Regions from separate parts of the Homo sapiens genome. Here region 1 is linked to region 2. The links are chromatin loops, found by intact Hi-C in ENCODE. Cell type or tissue: PC-3. All regions are shown on one strand.

The links. A loop is a pair of places that touch in the nucleus more often than their neighbours do. Peaks named below come from ENCODE experiments on the same cell type or tissue, not always from the same donor. Only the 100,000 strongest peaks of a DNase experiment are listed, where the experiment ranks them.
Region 1: a loop joins it to region 2, with 8 times the contacts of the local background. A loop is called at or near these places in 1 of 110 quality-filtered maps.

What each region holds. Positions count from the first base shown.
Region 1 is chr4:56,739,183-56,747,182 of GRCh38, forward strand. No RefSeq gene overlaps it. Among named protein-coding and RNA genes, the nearest start is that of CHAER1, 39 kb to the left of the region's middle. In PC-3, no CTCF peak of the experiment used is centred here; no DNase peak of the experiment used is centred here; H3K27ac peaks cover 263 bases.
Region 2 is chr4:56,618,921-56,626,920 of GRCh38, forward strand. It overlaps a transcript of SPMAP2L not described here. Among named protein-coding and RNA genes, the nearest start is that of HOPX, 58 kb to the right of the region's middle. RefSeq lists a silencer at 294-383. In PC-3, a CTCF peak has its summit at 515 (motif pointing left); a DNase peak (open chromatin) is centred at 491; H3K27ac peaks cover 974 bases.

The DNA.
Region 1 (8,000 bases), 120 kb after region 2:
CAGTGTGAAAATCCTCCTCCTGTCTGAGGTCTGACAAAGCAGAAGAGAAACTTGAGATCCTATCACTGATCTCACCACATCTGGAATGAAGATCAGGGCCTCAGACATTTAAATGAAAAGTCCAGATTTTCTTCCCAGCCTCCTCCCACCACACAACTGAAGTTAAGCAACAGGCATGCAACGGGTGGATGGCACATTCATCATTTTCTTCATTTACCAAAGCCACAATTAACTTTAATTAAAACTCACCCATCTGCTCCCCATTACCCCACCCCCACCTACAGAGGAAAACCCAGCTCACTCTCTACCTGTAACCCAGAAAAACAGAAACTGTTTTATGGGAGTGCATGGACCCAGAGCCTGTTTATGGAGTAATCATCTGTGTTCTGATCCCTCATTACACTGGACGGAGCCACTGGGCAAGAAAAACAGGTTGACATCTGAAAGAGATGCTGGGAAGCCTGAGATTCTGGTCTGTTTTCCTTCCCACTAAAGGATTGTCTTTCCCAGGTCCTTAAAGCATTCCTGGTTCCCACTCTACTTCTTTCTTTTCTTTCATTGGTTACACGAATATTTCTTGAGCTGTTAATATATGTCGGGCAAAGAGTTCTTGTACAAATCTTTTCTGGTGTGGTGGAATGAAAGAGCATGAATTGTAAAGTTGGACAACCTCAGTTTGGGGTCCAAAAAGTTTCGCTTTCCTGGAGCAAGTTATTTTACTTCTCAAAATGTTGGTATCTACTTTGGCAACCTACAGGCTGCTTTGAGCATTGACTATGACAATGAATATGAATGCTTTGTAAATTATAAAGTGCTTCAAAATGATGGCTGTTTTTTGAGGCTATTGCATTGGTTTGTACATGGATCTGCCTGTGGTCACTCACAACCTATGTATTGCTAAGGGAAGCTATTGGAGATCAAGTTTTACATTCATGTGCCCCATGCAACACCCCTTGAGCAGCCCTAACAATATGTTCCTATAGCCATGTGATTTTATACAATTTGGAAAATAAAAGTATTTTAACAGCATTTGTTTAAGATCACTGTCTTTCCTCTCTGACCTTCTCACCATCAGCGTTCTATTCAGTAGTGATGAGTTGGTGGCAGGCATTTTTGGCATCTGACTAAGGACAACTTGAGTTGGGGATACATGAAGTTTGGATTGAGTGGCATATATTTATGTGGTTTGCAGTCGCTTTTATGTTTAGTTAGGCTATTACCAGCCCTCTTGGTGTAGGAATGACTTCCAGAAATATTCCTAATCCCATTGAGCCAACTCATCTAGTGTCATAACACCAAAGTGCAGAGCCAAGGGTCAAATTGTGGTATGAACGTGTCCAACGGTGCCCACCACCAGAAATATATGTAAGTAATGGAGGGAAAATACAGTTTGAAATGTCTGGAGCCAAAAGCTAGTCTTCAGAAAATGCTTCCAATCATCAGAGGTATACAGTTTTAAATGGAAGATTCAGTTCTCATTGATACCTGGTTAAAACAAAAGTTTGCTACTATCAGAAATATACTTGATAGGAGAGTGTACACAATTATTAACACATAATACACATATATATTTTGATGGGAATGTCACAAAATAGGATTGGTCACAATTCCTGGATTTGTAGGGCATAAACTGTAGCAGTATCACCAACAGCAAGCCCATCTGTGTGGGAAGTCCCACATTTTATGCATCCAATCAGATCACATCACCTCTTAGCACATCTGATGCTCTTGGGCTGACGAGGTCTGTTCATTGACGAAAAGGCACACAACATTGACACAGAAATGGCAAAATGGCCTGAGGAGTTTTCTTATGTCAAAACTCCTATACATATTCATTAATAAATCAATGTAAGTAATAGTAATTTGATTACATAATTATAATTAGATTAATAATTATAATATAGTTCAACACAAGTACAATTTAAAATTGCTCTTCTGAGGCTGGGCCCAGTGGATCACGCCTCTAATCCCAGCACTTTGGGAGGCTGAAGTGGGCAGATCACTTAAGGTCAGGAGTTCAAGACCAGCCTGGCCAACATGGTGAAACCCCATCTCTACTAGAAAATACAAAAATTAGCCGGGGAGGCTGTGGTGGGCAGATCACTTGAGGTCAGGAGTTCAAGACCAGGCTGGGCAACACAGTGAAACCCCGTTTCTACTAAAAATACAAAAACTAGCCAGACATGGTGGTGGGTGCCTGACATCCCAGCTACTCAGGAGGCCGAGGCAGGAGAATTGTCGGAACCCAGGAGGCGGAGGTTGCAGTGGGCCAAGATCACGCCATTGCACTGCAGCCTGGGCAACAACAGCAAAACTCCATCTCAAAAAAAAAAAAAAAACAAGTGCTCTTCTGTATATTTTAATTTCAGATTAGTTTTATATATTTTTAAGAATTATTAATCATATAAAAATTACCAAAAAATTTATAGAGGTGTGTTGGACAGATAATGAATAAAAATATTAGTTTTTAAAAATGTGTTGATGTTTGTAATATCTGCCAGCATTTCTACATTTGAAAAATTACTATTATTACTTCACTTATTCCAAATGAATATTTATTTTGAATAAATAATAAATATTTGTGTATTATTTATTAATAGTAAATATTTATTAAGTAATAAATATTCATTATTTATACATACTTAATTTTATATCTTTTTTTCTTAAAGAGAATCCCCAAATTGTTTAAGCCCCAGGCCCTTCAAAGCCTGGATCCACTCCTGCTTGTATTTGGTGCTAAATATGGTTGCTCTGCCCCACTTTGCTGTAGACATGAGTCGAGGATCCATGCCCTACTCACTGCTCCACCCTCCACCATAAGCTCTAAAATCCAAGAATACACATTGCAGGTCCCAGCACCTGCCACCCAAGAGAAGAGACTGGGCATCCCAGAATCTGCCTAGGCAAATGTATTAGTCTGTTCTTACACTGCTAATAAAGACATACCTGAGACTGGGTGATTTATAAAGAAAAAGAGATTTAATGGACTCACAGTTCCACATGGCTGGGGAGGCCTCACAATCATAGCAGAAGGCAAAGGAGGAGCAAAGGCAGTTGTTACATGGCAGCAGGCAAGAAAGCATGTGCAGGGGAACCGCCCTTTATCAAACTATCAGATCTCGTGAGACTTACTCACTATCACGAGAACAGCACGGGAAAACCCGCCCCCATGATTCAATTACTTCCCACCGGGTCCCTTCCAGGACACATGGGGATTATGGGAGCTACAATTCAAGACGAGATTTGGGTAGGGACACAGCCAAACTGTATCAGCAGAGATTCTCATTAATGGGTTCTGAGCATTAGGGCTAGTATAGGAAGCCAAAAGAGGGTAAGGAAGCAAGAAAACTGCAGAGATTACCAAGCACATTCCTGTCAGATAAAAACCACACAGTGCCAGCTCACAATGAAGATATTAAAAGACTATTTACACATCTCCACCCGGAGTATTAGTTCAAGCAGCAATAACTAACCATAAGGAAATATCTCTGTGGTGGAGAATGTTAGTTGTCCACCAAAATCTATCTCCTTTTCTTCCAGAAATGTAGAGTTTAAGCCAGGCCATGGATACTTAACTAGAGATTCCACTTCCCAGCCTCCTTAGTGGCTGGCTGTGGACACATAACTAAGTTCACCAATGGAATGTGAGCCAGAAATGTGTGTGACTTGTGCCTGGCTTGCTTTTAAAAAGAAATTGCTTCCTTTGTCTTTTTCCCTTTTACCTCTCTGTGATGTAAAGTGATGACTTCCCAGTCATCTTCAAACACATGGATGAGGCTGGGTGCAGTGGCTCACACCTGCCCAGCACTTTGGGAGGCCAAGGCGGGTGGATCACCTGAGGTCAGGAGTTCAAGACCAGCTTGAACAACATGGTGAAAACCCATCTCTACTAAAAGTACAAAAATTAGCTGTGCATGGTGGTGCATGCCTATAATCCCAGCTACTCAGGAGGCTGAGACACAAGAATCACTTGAACCCGGGAGGCAGAGGTTGCAGTGAGCCAAGATCACACCACTGCACTCTAGCCTGGGTGACAGAGTGAGACTCTGTCAAACACACACACACACACACACACACACAAACACACACACACAGAGATGAGAACAATGCACAGAAATGCACAGAGCCAGAAATTCCCAAACTTCTCAGTTCACAGCACCCTTAGTGTCTCAGTAATTTTATCACAGTGCTCCCTGGCCAAAAGAAGTACCCAACAGTTCTGTGTATTGAGTAGTTTTATCCAAACAACCTAATAAGTTCGTGTATCCTAACAACTTAATGTCAAAAACTGTGAGGGGTCTGAGATTTCATCCTACTTGTAAACTAGCAAGTTAGTCTGCCACAGTTTTATGGATGCTGGCAGAAGACACAAGACTCCTGGGTCAGAAACTAAGGAATTTATTACTCTTGGCAGTAGCAATAGCCAGAGTGTCCTCATTAGCTCTGCTTTTCTGAGCCCTGATTCCTACAGTGCTATATGAAGAGGGACATATGGCACCTGCAGACACAGTGGGTTGTATTATAGGAGAGGTAGCCTGAATCTCAGGTTACCAAGCTTTGGTAATATGAATCTTTTATAATCAGCAGTAAGCCTGCCTGATCTTTGCCCTGGAGGGAGACATTATCTTTATTACTAGACAGTAAACAGACCTGCTCTTTACTCCAGAGGAAGTTGCTATCTCTGCCTCCCGAGGCTATTAGCTACACAAACATCTTGAAAATATAGTCTGGATCAAAGGCAGCTAGGGCCTTTGCTTATGACATGTGCAAGCCCATGAGAAATCCATGGAGAATTGTCTCCCAACACTTAGTAGTCATTTGCAAAAATAATTTACATAAATTGAAATAAAAACATTTTATTTTACTTTTAAACAACTGCAATTACTTTGTAATGGGAATGTGCACCTGTTGGGCACTGTACAAGTCCTCAGACCTTGGATTCACATTGGACACTGCCACCTTTATTACTGTTTCACACTGATTTTCTCATAATACTTACTTTTTGTCATAGCAACCACCAAAGACCTAGCTTTACAAAAACACGATGTCATCAAAAGGAAAGTAGTGCTAACTAAAGTTGATACTGTGAACTACCTAGTAGCTAGTAGTTTTTGTGGCATGTCAGATGTTGAGGATCACTGTGTCTTTGTTAAAAATTTGAAACATTCCATGGTGCCCCTAGCAGTTCACTGAAGCTCCCTGGGACAAGTTGGTACACAGTTTAGGAACTGCAGCCCTAAGCAATGGTGGAAGAAGCAATTGATCCTGAATGGCCTCATAAGTAGAGCTGTCTTGATAGCCTAGACTAATCAAATTGTTATATCAAAGAGAAATACATTTTTATCCTTTTTAAGTCTCTGAATTTTTGAGTCTCTTTTTTGCAGTAGCATAGCCTTTATCCTAACCAATGCAATCTCCTACATAATTTTGGCTGAGCCATACGATGTAGTTTTTCGTGATATATGTTCTCACATTGTGGGAAAAAATGTTTCCTATGTATTTCTTTTGTCTCTTCAACCTCAGTCATCACCTCAATCAACATTTATTGAGTCCCTGCTATGCTCTGGCACTGGGCTAAGCATCCTTCCAAGATCTAAATCCACTTCTATGTCACTGAGAACTAAAAATAAAATCCTAAGCCCTCAACCAACTGAACAGACCCCCTCTTGGCCAAGGGGACCCCAGAGAAACCTTAAAAACTTGAGTTCCCAGCCATGATGGGACAGGAGGCCAGATGGGCCTCATTGTGCTCCCCTCTTCGTGTAGTTTAGACACCACAGCTGACCAGCATTAATGTTAAATTCGAGATCATAAGACTCACAGAATAGACTCTTTGTGGCAATAAGATACCAAAGTATAAACAGGACCTAAGGCCATGCCAGAGAAAGGTTAAGTCACACACCCCTTACACTTAAAGAATAAACTATGTTTTGACTGCCACGGGACTTTTCTTTTTCTCTATCAGCTAAGCAAGTACTGTCCTTGAGATAAGCAATATTAAAAAAATTCAACTCCCTCACTGCCAGATGCTAAATGACCACCCCCCCACACACACACCCGTTTTACAAGCCACAACTACAGCTTTGATTGGACAATACACTAATTTCAGTAACTTTCTCCTGATAAGAGACTACTGACTGTGGACTGGTTCTAGCTGGTTTACAGAGGCTGGTCACTGAGTGCCTTCATGTCCCTGCTTCACCTTTTGATGCAGAGGGTCTAATTGTAATGCATTTAAATGTTGTCTTCTCATTTGTTAAAAGTGAACATGGATCTTATGTAACATATATGTTTATTTGGTAAACATGCATTATGATCTCCTCCATGAATATTCATAGCTCCTCCTGTAACCTGGTGAATACATATACCTGGCCAACACATTCAGCATAAATCCCTGTTCCACCCTCCCCTTCCTTGAAGTGCTTGCTAACAATCTCTGCCAGAGGCTACACTTTGCAGCCTGTGAGGACAGCCACCTTACGGGCTGTAACCCTTTATAGAAAATGTGGCACATGTACACCATGGAATACTATGCAGCCATAAAAAATGGTGAGTTCATGTCCTTTGTAGGGACATGGATGAAATTGGAAATCATCATTCTCAGTAAACTATCGCAAGAACAAAAAACCAAACACCGCATATTCTCACTCATAGGTGGGAATTGAACAATGAGAACACATGGACACAGGAAGGGGGACATCACACTCTGAGGACTGTTGTGAGGTGGGGGGAGGGGGGAGGGATAGCATTAGGAGATATACCTAATGCTAGATGACGAGTTAGTGGGTGCAGCGCACCAGCATGGCACATGTATACATATGTAACAAACCTGCACATTGTGCACATGTACCCTAAAACTTAAAGTATAATAATAATAAATTTAAAAAAAAAAAAAGTCTTTTTTCTGACCAGGTGCAGTGGCTCACACCTATAATCCCAGTACTTTGGGAGGCCGAGGCGGGTAAACCACTTGAGCCAGGAGTTCAAGACCAGCCTGGCCAACGTGGTGAAACCCCATCTCTACTAAAAATACAAAAATTAGCCAGACATGGTGGTGGGTGCCTGTAATCCCAGCCACTCAGGAGGCTGAGGCACAAGAATCATTTGAACCTGGGAGGTGGAGGTTTCAGTGAGTCAAGATCGCACCACTGCACTCCAGCCTGAGTGACAGAGTAAGACTCTGTCTCTGGAAAAAAAAAAAAAGAATTTTTTCTAAATGTATAAATTATGTGATTCTTTAGTTGACATTACTCGGTCTCCTCAGCTGCAGGCTCAGTCACTCTTGATCCTTAAACCAATTCTAAGCAAGTCCCTTACCCATTTACCTAGTTGGGTCTGGAAGTAACATTGGTGCCTTACTCCCAGGAGTAGCTGGTGTGCCCAGAGATGAGTTCCTGGGAATGCAAGTAAAATGAAGCCTCTGCCCTCCACTTATCCCCCTCAACCCCCTCAACATCACTAGTTTCCCAAGTTCCTGTACAAGGCTTCTCTCTCTATGACCTAGACATAGTCCCCTGCTGGGACTGAAGCTCCAGCTCACTCAGCTGGGACTAGGCATGTGACATCCTCTTGCCATTTCCCTCTCCCTAGGGGCTGGCACCATTCCTCCTTAGCCCCAGAAGCAGTCAGAATACTTGGAATCTGAACACCAGCACCCATTGAAGGTCAAGTGTTTCCAATGCTCAGTGGCTTCAGTTGCCCGCATCACTTATTGCATCAGATTCCCACGATTCAAATACAAACTTGCCATATGACTTTGGAAACGATTGTCCAAACTGCTGTCTGGAGGACAGCCCTTCGGCTGGATGAGTTTGCCAGCCCCATCCCGGCATTTCTCATGAGGTTATGAGTGTTTAGTTCAAGTCTGCCTTGCCCTGAAGCCTCTACGTTCCTTCTGGCATCTGCTGCTCTCTGGACAATTCCAGCACCAAAACCTGGATCACAAACTTTAGCGCTTACTCTCCTATCTGCTGATTATTTCTATGATATTCTTAACTTCC
Region 2 (8,000 bases):
GGGCCATAAAGAAAAGCAGCCCTGTAGCTTATCTGCTTCCTGTTTTTGTTTATATGTTCTGGACCATGAAGAAAGGCAGACATATGGCTTATTTGCTTTATCTCTTTGCTTTCCCCTGGTCCTACAAGCCTGACTCCTTTTCCCTAATTAGGACACCATGCCTATGATAAAGTTTAATTTATAAATTAGGCACTGTAAGAGATGAACAATGATAGCTAGTAATAAAATAGAATAATTGTGATAATATACTGCAATAAAAGTTATGTAAATGTGGTTTCTCTCTCTGTGTCAAAATATTGCATTGTACCCTACTCACCTATTTTCAGACTGTGATTGACCTTGGGTAACTGAAACCTCTAAAAGCAAAACTGCAGTTAAGGAGGAACTACTGTATAGGTACAATGTGGCAGATTTCTAGAGCTTATTCATCTGGCTTTACTGAAACTTGATGCCTGTTGTTAGTACCGTTCCATTTCTCCTCCCCCCAGTGGCTGGCAACTACCATTCCACTCTTTGATTCTATGAATTTGACTGTTTTAGATACCTCATGTAAGTGGAATCATACAGTACTTGTCTTTCTGTGACTGGCTTATTTCACTCAGCACAATGTCCTTAAGCTTAGTCCATATTGTCGCATGAGGCAGGATTTCCTTCTTTGTTAAGGCTGAAGGATATTCTGTTGTGTATATATACCACATTTTTATTTATTTGTTCATCTGCAGATGAACATTTAGGCTGTTTCCACATCTTCACAATATAACGTCAAAAGCATAGGCAACAAAACTAAAAAATAAGTAAGTGAAACTACAATGAACTAAAAAGCTTCTGCAGAGTAAAGAAAATCAGCAGAGTGAAAAGGCAATCCGTGAAGTGGGAGAAAATATTTGCAAACTATTTGATAAGGGGTTAAACCCCAATATATATAAGGAACTCCTACAACTCAATACTAAAAAAACAAAAACAAAAACAAAAACAGAAAAAAACTAGCTTATATAGCTCTGATCTCCATGGAGTGGCTGTTGTAGGATGGTCTGCAGGGCTGACTTGAGGAATGTCATAGGCAGCTCTACCAGGCACTGCAGAGTCACAGCTAAGGCTGGCTGGCTGGGACTTGGATGCATCTACACTTACCTAAACAAGCTGTTTCAAAGTCTCTCACTGGGCATCCCTTCAGCAGCGAGGCTGTAAATCCTGCATGGGAAATGCTAGACCAGGGCCACAGCCTTGCCTACAATCTGCAGTCACTTCACAAGGAAAGGAAAGTCAGGACCCAAGAATCAGACTGGGGCTTGCACAGCCAGAATGAAACCTCTCTAAATGAGTTACTGTTGTCCAGCTCCTTGGGAATTTTTTATGCTGAAAGAAAAGAAAACCCCAAGCTTATGTTCCAAAAGAGATTTTTGGTTTATTTGGATGATAAGATAAAAAGTGAGTTGCAGCCTAAAGGAAACAAAATAGCCTTCTAGTTTTTTTTTTTTTTTTGAGACGGAATTTTGTTCTTGTTGCCCAGGCTGGAAGTGCAACAGCGCGATCTCAGCTCACCGCAACCTCCGCCTCCTGGGTTCAAGCGATTCTCCTGCCTCACTGCCCGAGTAGCTGGGATTACAGGCATGCGCCATCATGTCCAGCTAATTTTGTGTTTTTAGTAGAGACGGGGTTTCTCCATGTTGGTCAGGCTGGCCTCGAACTCCCAACCTCAGGTGATCTGCCCGCCTCGGCCTCCCAAAGTGCTGGGATTACAGGCGTGAGCCACCGCGCCCGACATCCTTCTAGTTGTTTTTAAGGTGCATGCAATTCAGCAGGGCCAGCTGAAGGCTGCATGCATTCTGCTGTGGAAATAGTTTAAATACTCTATTTAAAGTAATGTAATGCAGCATGATATAAAAATTTTAAGTCTCACTGTAAGGAAGTGACTTGTAAACTGTTCTCAATTGCTGCCTAGCATCTGAGAGTGCCCCTTCAGTTAGCAAACTGTAATCCTCTTCATTCTCCATGTCAGGAGAACCATGGTTGTTCAAAGACATCTGAAATTCTGTGAGTGAGGTTAGTATTTATTAGATTGTTATTCTAATATTGACTGTTACTATAATTTGAAAGATTTTACAAATCTTATAAAAATGTCATTCAAGTGATGATGTTGCTAAAACTGGACGGAAAAAAAACGCAACTATAAATCAGAAAGTCCAGCATAAAATTTAGATAGGAGAAAATGGTATGAATAAGGCAAATTATTACTGTACTATTAATTTAGGAGACTGCCTATTAATTTAGGAGACTATAGGAAAAATTAAAAATAGTGCTAAAAAATGAAAAGCAACATGAAAGCAAAAATGTGCTCCAATAGTGATAGGTTTTTGTACTCCCAGAATTCATCTCTCATACTCTTTATTTATTCCTATGGAAAAATGAATCTTGAATTATGAGAGATCTCCAAAAACTTGTTCTTTGAAGAAAAATGACCCTCTCTGTATGACACCATTTAGTTCACAAGAATCAAATTGTATGGCAATGCCAGTTGTTTATGTTGAAGAGCTAGAACTTGAGCAAACATCTCATAACTGTAGGGCAGGTAGTTTATCCTGAAAAATCATAGCAAGCATAAGGTAATTCATCCTTAGACATTATGGCAAGATAAAAGATGATATGTGTGTGGAATCTGCTTGTACATAGGAATAGATCTATGAAGTGATGCTGATTGAACACAATTAGAATTGAAAATAATATGCACAGTTATTATAGCTATGGAAAAATATAAACTTGCCTACTGATAAAGATAGAGACAATGTGAACTGATGTAAAAGGTTAGATATACAATGTAAATGTGTATTCACTGGATTCTCATTTCATTTGCTGTATAGTTGTTTGTGTGATTAATAAAAGCAAATTGGAGTGGCTGCCAGGGCTGGAAAAGGAAAGGGAGAGAGAATGAATAGGTGGAGCACAGAGGATTTTTAGGGCGGTGAAATTACTCTGTGTGATATTGTAATGGTAGAAACATGCCATCATACATTTATTCAAACCCATAGAATATACACCACAACGAGTGGACCCTAATGTAAACTATGGACTTTAGTTAATAATAATGATCAATATTGGCTCATCAAGTTTTTAACAATTGTACCACACTAATGCAAGATGTTAATAAGAGAAATTGGGGGACAGGGTAGGGAGCAGAGGTATATATGGGAATTCTATATTTTTTGCTAAATTTTTCTGTAAACCTAAAATGCTAAAAAAGAAAAGAAAGCCTATTAATTTTTTTACAAAAATAAATTAGTGGAAGAAGAGACTGCTGCAGGATAGATTCTTGGGGAAATCTTGACTCATCCACACAAATCAGGTTAAAACATGCTTGAAGTTTATTTTGCATGAAGCAGCATTATTTATTTTGCAAAGGCAATAAGGAATAAGAACTAAATGAGAGCAATAAAAATACCTCGCACCCATTGCCAAAATAAACTTTCTCATTTGGTTGACTGTCATGAACATTAAATCTATCCAGATGAATCTATTTCACTCTTTATAGGCAAAGTTCCAAATCTCCCTAGGCTTATTTATTAAGTAAACACTGTATCTTAGCAATTCTCACTACAGGATTCACCATATTAACAAACATATATGAAGGTGTTTAACAAAGTGCTTTATTGTTAGTATCTTGTTGATCAGCAATAACACATTTCATTTTGTTCTGAGAACATACAGGTTTTGCTCAGGCAGAGAACCAAGTCTTCAACTCCCTCTCTGTGGTGGGAGTTTGGCTAATCCAGGAGAACTCAAACTGGCTCTCCACAATCAGACTCCAACCTCCTCCAGCCCAAGAGCCACCTACATCCTTCTCCCTCATGCCGCACACTGCCTTCTCTGCCTTGAATCATGGCCATAAACTCAGGTGTATGAAAAGCATGACTTTATTCTCCATAACTCAGCTTGCTTTCTGACTTTGAGCCTTTTTACCCCCAACTCGGCTGGTGGAAAAACAGTCTCGCACCTTTCTGAATTTTCAGGTGCTAAGATGTTGAGTGGTGGGGCTGGAGGGCTGGGGTTAGGGGATAATGGGAGGGAAGGCAGATTGGGATGGTCCTCTGGGCCCTGGTCCACACGGGTTACTGCTAGGATGTGTTCTTTTCCTCCATATGTTCCCTTTGGGTCCTCCAGCTTCCTGCTGCCTTTCTAGCCTGCCCAGGATGCAGGAGCCTTTGATGAGGCTCCTTTAATTCTTTCTACTTAGACATAGCCATTTTCTCTCTAGGGCTTTCTTTCCTAAATAGTGACCATGTTGCAAAGCCAGGCATGATCCTTTCTGCTCCTAGAACCCACAGCCTCTCCTTTTTTCTTTTTACCCCCACCCATGGAAAACTCTTTCCAGTCTGGGGATGACACAGCTTCTTTTTCTTTAATCTCCTCCACAATGCCCCACCTCTTGGATTCCCTAAGGGTGTAAGCTTTTGGAACAAGGAGCAAAAAAACACTTTCAAGCTTTATCTGTGTTCTCCCTTGCTACATTCCTTCCCCAAGGCAATGAGGCCAAGAGCCTTCTCTAAGGAAGGGAGAGGAGCCCTAGAGAGAGAAAAAGAAAGAAATCCACATTTCAAAGTATTATTTGGCCATGATATGGTTTGGCTGTGTCCCCACTCAAATCTCAACTTGAATTCTCCCAGAATTCCAATGTGTTGTGGGAGGGACTGAGAAGGAGGTAACGGAATCATGGGGGCTGGTCTTTCCTATGCTATTATCATGATAGTCTATAAGTCTCAAGAGATCTGATGGGTTTATTGGGGGTCTCCACTTTTCCTTCCTCCTCATTTTTTCTCTTGCCACTGCCATGTAAGAAGTGCCTTTCACCTCCCACCATGATTCTGAGGCCTCCCCACTCATGTGGAACTGTAAGTCCAATTAAACCTCTTTTTCTTCCCAGTTTCATGTATGTTTTTATCAGCAGCATGAAAACAGACTAATACAGTAAATTGGTACCAGTAGAGTGGGGCACTGCTGAAACGATACCCAAAAATGTGGAAGAAACTTTGGAACTGGGTAACAGGCAGAGGCTGGAACAGTTTGGAGGGCTCAGAAGAAGCCAGGAAAATGTGGGAAAGTTTGGACTTCCTAGAGACTTGTTGAATGGCTTTGACAAAAAATCGATAATGATATGGACAATGAAATCCAGGCTGAAGTTGTCTCAGATGGAGATGAGGAACTTGTTGGGAACTGGAGCAAAGGCGACTCTTGTTATGTTTTAGCAAAGAGACTGGCAGCATTTTGCTCCTGCCTTAGAGATTTGTGGAAATTTGAACTTGAGAGAGATGATTTAGAGCATCTGGCAGAAGAAATTTCTAAGCAGCAAAGCATTCAAAAGTTGACTTGGGTGCTGTTAAAAGCATTCTGTTTTAAAAGGGAAAAAAAGAACATGAGGGTTTCAAAAATTTGCAGCCTATGATGCAGTAGAAAAGAAAAGCCCATTTTTTGAGGAGAAATTCAAGCCAGCTGCAGAAATTTGCATAACTAGCAAGGATCCTAATGTTAATCCCCAAGACCATGGGGAAAATGTCTCCAGGCCATTTCAGGGACCTTCATGGCAGCCCCTCCCATCACAGGCCTGGAGGCCTAGGAGGAAAAAGTGGTTTTGTGGGCCAGGCCCAGGGTCCCCATGCTATGTTCAGCCTAGGGACTTGGTGCTCTGTGTCCCATCTGCTCCAGCCTTGGCTGAAAAGGGCCAACACAGAGCTCGAGCTGTGGCTTCAGAGGGTGGAAGCTTCAAGCCTTGGCAGCTTCCACTTGGTGTTGAGCCTGCGGGTGCACAGAAGTCAAGAATTGAGGTTTGGGAACCTCCACTTAGATTTCAGAAGATGTATGGAAATACTTGGATGTCCAGGCAAAAGTTTGCTGCAGGGCGGGGCCCTCATGGAGAACCTCTTCTAGGGCAGTGTGGAAGGGAAATGTGGGGTCAGAGCCCCCACACAGAGTCCCTACTGGGGCACTGCCTAGTGGAGCTGAGAGAAGAGGGTCACTGTCCTCCAGACCCCAGAATGGTAGATCCACCAACAGCTTGTACTGTGCACCTGGAAAAGCTGCAGACATTCAATGCAAGCCTGTGAAAGCAGCCAGGAGGGAGGCTCTACCCTGCAAAGCCACAGGGGTACAGCTGCTCAAGACCATGGGAACCCATCTCTTGTGGGTGACCTGGATGTGAGACCTGGAGTCAAAGGAGATCATTTAGGATCTTTAAAATTTGACTGCCCTGCTGGGTTTCAGACTTATATGGGGCCTGCTACCCCTTTGGTTTGGCCAATTTCTCCCATTTGGCATGACTGTATGTACACAATACCTGTACTCCCATTGTATCTAGGAAGTAACTAGCTTGCTTTTGATTTTACAGGCTCATAGGAGGAAGGGATTTGCCTTGTTTCAAATGAGACTTTGTACTGTGCACTTTGGGTTAATGCTGAAATGAGTTAAGACTTTGGGGGACTGTTGGGAAGGCATGATTGGTTTTGAAATGTGAGCACATGAGATTTGGAGGGGCCAGGGGCGGAATGATATGGTTTGGCTATGTTCCCACCCAAATCTCAACTTGAATTGTATCTCCCAGAATTCCCACAGGTTATGGGAGGATCCAGGGGGAGGTAATTGAATCATGGGGGCCAGTCTTTCCCGTGCTATTCTCATGATAGTGAATAAGTGTCACAAGATCTGATGGGTTTATCAGGGGTTTCCACTTTTGCTTTTTCCTCATCTTCCTCTTGCTGCTGCCATGTAAGAAGTGCCTTTCACCTCCCGCCATGATTCTGAGGCCTCCCCAGCCATGTGGAAATGTAAGTCAAATTAAACCTCCTTTTCTTCCCAATTTCAGTATATCTTTATCAGCAGCATGAAAACGGACTAATACAGGCCATGTATTTTATTTGTATGTAGTTCTTATCTCCCCTAGTAAAATTTCAGCTTCCAGATAGCCGGAGTTATTTCTCAACAGAGTGAAGTCAGAAGGTGTGTTTCCCAGACAATCTCCAGGGTTTCTCCAAGAAGCTTTCAAGAAAGCCCTGTGGCTACCCTGTGGGTTGGCCACACTGGTCCCTGCTGCTAAGTGGTAAGACTTCCCTTCCCAGCCGATGCCAACCATCACATATGTGGTCACCTTTGGAGACATTGGATACCTCTCAACACAGTTCAGCTGAGAGGAAACTGAAGGAATGAGACATAGGACAGATAAGTTTCAATGGAAGAAGATGAAGATAAGGAAAAGAAAAGGCCATAGCCTCCCATGGGTGACTGGGATGAGAAATAAAATATGAAAGTGAAATTGCCTTTGTAAAAATTATAACAGAAAAACATGACAGTAAAAGAGATCTGACCTAACCAAGTCCATCTTGGCCTTAACCTCCAAACTGTCCTTGGTCATTCCTGGGCATGGGCCAAGCTAATTTTTGGAGAAATTTAGCTTATAGTGTAACCTTAAAGCAAGGATAATAATAGCCCTTCCCAAAACTAAACTAAAGTCTGCAAAGTTAGGATTACAAGAGGGGCTTGAATTCTGCTAAGATGTATGCATAGTTAAATGATAACCTGCCATTGTTCCAGAGGTTACAAGATTTGTAACTTCCCCAATTACTCCTGTAAATGACATCAGTATTGTAGAACATAAGATTTGCTTTTTGAGTTGTCTTTTCTGACTTTTCCATTTCTCACAACCTGATGAGTCCACTCATGACTCAACTAGTCCTGTGGCTCCTCCCCAAAAGCGGACTCAGGGCAGAAGGACTATTTCCACACCCTATGAGTGCATCCCCAACCAATCAGCAGCACCCATTCCCTAGCCCCCACCACCAAACTATCTTTAAAAAATCCTAGCCTCCAAATTTTCAAGGAGGCTGATTTGAGTAATAATAAATCTCCAGCCTTCTGGTTAGCTGGCTCTACATGTATTAAACTCTTTCTCTGTTGCAATTTCTGTCCCAATAAATTGGCTCTGTCTGGGCAGCCAGCAAGATGAACCCATTGGATGGTTA